Regions from separate parts of the Homo sapiens genome. Here region 2 is linked to region 1. Evidence: chromatin loops called from intact Hi-C (ENCODE). Cell type or tissue: ovary. All regions are shown on one strand.

Region 1 (2,500 bases):
TGTAAATGTAAGCTTCTGGAGGTTGCCTCAGTAAGGCCAATGCACTACTGAGGAATGATAAGAAAAATGCCAGTAAGTGGTTTCCATGAGGTCATTATTTTTATTGAATCATAAAATATTGAGCAGTTCTGTTTTATTTTTAAAAACAGAAACTCAAGAGATGAAGTAGAAACAAGCCAAGTGAAGTTTGTTAGTTCCATTAAAATATTACCTGCCAGAGGAAAGAATGTACTATAATTGTCATCTATGCTCAATGCATACTAAATACCACCTACATGTGACCAGCGGTTTATATTCTTTTCAACTTCTCTGCTGCCATCTTAACCATTTCAGGGAAATAAGCTGTAGAAAGTCAAATTAGGGCTTAAAGAAACGAGACTTGGCCTCAAAGATAAATAGTATCATTGCCCTGATTTCATTGTTTCAAATATAAGATTTTATTTTGAGACGAAAGTTTAATTAGGCAGAGGTGGATCACTAAATTCTTTGACTTCAGAATCATACTTTCTGCAAGATTTCACCTGTGAAATTCACTGCCTTTAATTACTGCCTCACGTTAAAAGAGAGAATCTTTCTTCTGAATGGCTAATAATGTTATTATAAGAGGTAATTACAGAGCAGTTATCTGTGGTCAGTAACACCAACGTATGTAGATGGCAATATTCTGGTTTTTGAACTTTGAAGGCAATTTGTTAGGGAAACACTTTCTTCCCCAAACAATGTTGATGTTTTGGATTTGTTGGTCTTTTCTGATCTTCTTTTTTTTTTCTTTTTAAGAAGGAAAAAAAGAAGCATTTAGAAATCAGTCCTTTACTGGATGAATTTCTTCACTTCCCAGAAAGCAAGAAAACAATTGTTTCCTGTAATTGGACAGTTTGATTGGAGGCAGGTGGTGCTGAGCTGAGGAAACTGGAGCCACAAAGCCAATTTTGGCTTCAAGCACATTCCCTTTAGTTCTAAGTTCCAGCAGTACAACATGTAAATTGGCTTCACAAAAGCCGATTATAAATTTAGTTCCCGTTTCTCTAACAAGCACCTTATCGGCGATGAAGAGTTTTGGCAAATGGGGACAGCGTACAGATCAGACGCGGTTAGAAAGCTGCCCTGAGATACCCCAGCACTAATTCCTTGAACATGTTCTTGCTACCACAAAGCAGAAATTTATGAGCGATCCCGGGAGCCATCGTGTGTCATCGTTTTAAACTATGGTGATTTCTTCTTTTTTCAGGTTAACTGGCCTTTGCGTTGCTCGTGCTGCATTATCTTGAGTTAATATTTGCCCTCCATATTTTCAAGTAACAGGCCAAGTCAACTTGGCGTTGCGGATTGCAAACATCAGCCCTGAGTATGGCCCAAACTTCAAGGTCTGGGAAATAAATGGGAGCCGTTTATTATTCCCTGCTGCCTTCACCCCGTCTCTGAGCCCTCTCCTTTCTCTTCCCATGTGCTGGTTCATGCATTTTTACCCCTTGCAGGGCAGCTGAGAAGCAATATTCCTCTTTTACAGATGGAGAAGCTGAGCCCCACAGAGGTTAACTGCTTTGGCCAATGTCACACAGTCAGTCAGGAGCAGAGAAGTAATGGGCCCAAGTGCCAGCTTCCCAGTCGTGTTCCAACTTCGTGTTGGAACTGCTCCAACTTCGTGTTAATTAATTTCCTCCCTACTGTAAATCCATAAATTAAAATAGCCATTTATAAGAGACATGGGGGTTTCTAATAAATGGAGGCACATTCTTGGAGGAAAGGCAGGGGGAAATTTATCTGGTAATTTCTATCCAGTTATTGTCTTTATATACTCTCTATATTAAATCAGTGACTGTAAAGGTCCAGCATGTTTTATAATTAACTTCTGACCATGCTTAAATTTTTAGAAATGTTAATCTAATGTCTAGGTGAGATTTGAGCTTCTTATTATTGTTAGAACTTGGAAATAACCTTTTCTGATCCCAAATAGATTAATGGCTGAAATGATAACTTTGTTCTCAGATAAATTTCACCGGTCAGTCTGCCTTTCTGTACAGAATTATTTTACAAAAACACATTGCAGAGTTCGCTGAGTGCCTCGGAACTGCAACACTCTTGTTTTTCAAGGCGATTACATCCAAGGAAATGCCACTACATTTTCCTCTCCAAGCCAGTGGATACCTGCAGTTCAAAACGTTGACTTTGCTGAGAGTCCCAGAATCTAAACACTGGAGGTCAGGTGAATTGAGGTCTTCTAGAGTGACGAGGACACTTTTGCTTTTAATCGTTGGCTAAAGATATTCTCTACAGACATGCGAGTCTGAAAGGGAGATGATTTCCTTTTTTTTTTTTTTTGGGGGGACGGAGTCTCACTCTGCCGCCCAGGCTGGAGTGCAGTGGCGCGATCTCGGCTCACTGCAAGCTCCGCCTTCCGGGTTCATGCCATTCTCCTGCCTCAGCCTCCCAAGTAGCTGGGACCACAGGCACCCGCCACCACGCCCAGCTAATTTTTTTGTATTTTTAGTAGAGATGGGGT
Region 2 (2,500 bases), 170 kb after region 1:
CGGGGCTGGCAGAGAACAGATGGGACCTGGGAGGGGATGCCCGATGCAGCCTCAGAGGAAGCCTTGGCCGCCTGGGTGAGAATCCTGCCCTCTTCTGACAACTGCAGGGCTGCCCTGTGGTTCGGCCCAGAACAGTGGCAGGAGCCCCACTCACGAGAAGGGTGTTCCTCTGGCCTCATTTGTGTGGAATAGACTGGCTATGAGGATACCAAAAGATCCCGAACGCTCAACTGTGGCCCTGACGGCAGAGCTGACAGCTGCTCCGGTGCCAAAGTGTCTCTTAGGTCCAATTCTACTTACCCATAACTGCAGGGCCACAAGTCACTCTATAAATTGTGCCCCACAGTGGCCAGGCATCAGGCGTGGCTCATATCTTGTAATCCCAGCACTTTGGGAGGCTAAGGTGAGAGGATCACTTGAGGCCAGCAATTCGAGGCTGCAGTGAGCCGTGATCATGACTGCACTCCACCCTGGACAACACAGCAACATCTCCAAAAAGATATTTAAATGGTGTCCACAGATAAGTGTTGAGACAACAGGGCACGGTCAGCTCTATCTGCTGTCAGGACGACGTCGCGTGTTATTTACGCCTGGTTGGAACACGTCAGGGGGAATATCTTAACACATCAGATGCGTGTACTGGGCATGGGACCGTCTACCTGTGGGACCTTGCCCCCAGGTTCCCTGAGAGGTGCCAGGCTGGGGACCTCATCCAGTTCTATCTCTCTCAGTGTGGCACAGGCCTCAGTGAGTGGACATGGGGTGCACATTTCCCCTTCAGGAACTGTACAAAAATTGAAGAAAAGGAACCACACACCCCAAATTCAAAGAAAGCCTCCAACAATTGGAGTTGGAGGCGTTCTCCAAACCCCTTCCCCACTTCCTGACAGCCCCCTGTCAGCCTTGAAGAAGAGGAAGGAACAGGCCAACCTTGGGGACCCCGCCTGCCCCCAGGGTTGAGCAAGGCTCTGAGGGCACTGCTCCTGGAGACCAGGGCTGCCCCAGGGGCAGGGGCAGGGCAGAGCACCACCCTCGTCAGCAGCCTGTGGCCTTGGCCCGTCCTGTCATCACTCCGGACCTCTATTTCTCAACCGTAATTTTAAAAAAACAGGACACCGTGGCCTGTTTAGGGCTTCTTTTTGGCAATAACATTTAAGTCTGGAACATGACAAGCTCCATCTCCTGGTCTGATAAAACAGCAAGTACCACCCCCAGAATTCTGGACAACGTCCACCCCTCGGGCCCTGGACTTTCACCTGCACCCTGGCTGCTGAGCAGGCCTCTGGCATCATCTCCCAACCCAGTCATGTGTGGCTCCAGGCCTCTGAGCCCAGGCAGGCTCAGCCACCCTTAGCTGGAGGCCCCGACTAACACACAGTTCCCTCTTCTTCTGCAGGCCAGCCCCAGCCTCATCCCTGTGGTTGGTTGATATTGGTTTTAAGCTATGGGTGACAAACTCTCTGTTCTCTGAGTGTGCCTTCAGGACATGATGTCACCCTCGTTGAAGTCTGAATGCCCAGGAAAGGCTGCCTGAGGGGTTGGACTGGATTGTCGTCCACCTGCCCATCTGCAGAGCTGCCAGGGCTCACCCGCTTGGGCAGGAGCACAGTCCCTGGAGAGCTGGTCAGAGCAGACCATGGGCTGTCCCCAGAGGCTTGAATCCCACCGCTCAGGCTGGGGCTGGAGCGTCCACATTGCTGACGGGTTCCCCAGTGGTCTGGACGTCCTGGACCGCACTCAAAAATTGCCGCCCTCAAGCATCCGGGAGACAGGTGGTTCTGGCTCCTGGACACTGCTCCACCTGCCACGTCTGGGATAAAAGCCCCCTGCTCTGGGCCATCACAGTGGCGCTGTTGAAGGAGATCACAGAAAGCAGCCAGTCCAGCCCAGTACAGGCCAGGCTCCAGGGAAGAAGAACAGGCAGGGGCATCCAGCCCAGGGGAGCAGGGACGGTTTCAAAGGAAGTGATATCTGAGGCTTCAAGGACAGAGAAGGGTCAGCCAAGCAGCGAAGGGGAGGGTAATGGTGTTCCCAGGAGAGGAGCGGGCAGGAGTAAACATCCACCCAGGGCTGTCCTGGGAACAGCAGGTGTGTGTGGCTCCACACAGATGGCTGGAGCATCATGGGAGAGGAGCAAGAGATGGAAGCTGAGGCTGGACAGTGGGCTGGCTGGACCCTGACAGGCTTCAGGCCGGTCGTGGAGTCTGGACATCAGCGTGCAGCTGCTGTCAGCAGACGGGGCTGGCAGGGCTCACAGAGGCAGGGCTGACATCCAGTCTCAGGCCAGGGCCAGAGTGACTGTCCACAGGGAAGAGGGGACAGCCCCAGGTATCTGGGATAGAAGGAGGAGGGCAAGTAGGGAAGAAAATTCAGAACTCACATTTTTTTTTTTTCCTGAAACAAACTCGAAAAAGGTACTGTCGGTTAAAAAACAAACAACAAAATAAAAAACAAATAACAAAAGAAAACTCTGACCCTGTGGGTACCACACTTTTTTTTT

Evidence for each region. A loop is a pair of places that touch in the nucleus more often than their neighbours do. Peaks named below come from ENCODE experiments on the same cell type or tissue, not always from the same donor. Only the 100,000 strongest peaks of a DNase experiment are listed, where the experiment ranks them.
Region 2: a loop joins it to region 1, with 2.2 times the contacts of the local background. A loop is called at or near these places in 4 of 110 quality-filtered maps.

What each region holds. Positions count from the first base shown.
Region 1 is chr2:8,490,541-8,493,040 of GRCh38, forward strand. No RefSeq gene overlaps it. Among named protein-coding and RNA genes, the nearest start is that of LINC01814, 92 kb to the right of the region's middle. In ovary, no CTCF peak of the experiment used is centred here; DNase peaks (open chromatin) are centred at 901 and 1,181; H3K27ac peaks cover 1,632 bases.
Region 2 is chr2:8,658,192-8,660,691 of GRCh38, forward strand. No RefSeq gene overlaps it. Among named protein-coding and RNA genes, the nearest start is that of ID2-AS1, 22 kb to the right of the region's middle. In ovary, no CTCF peak of the experiment used is centred here; a DNase peak (open chromatin) is centred at 1,312.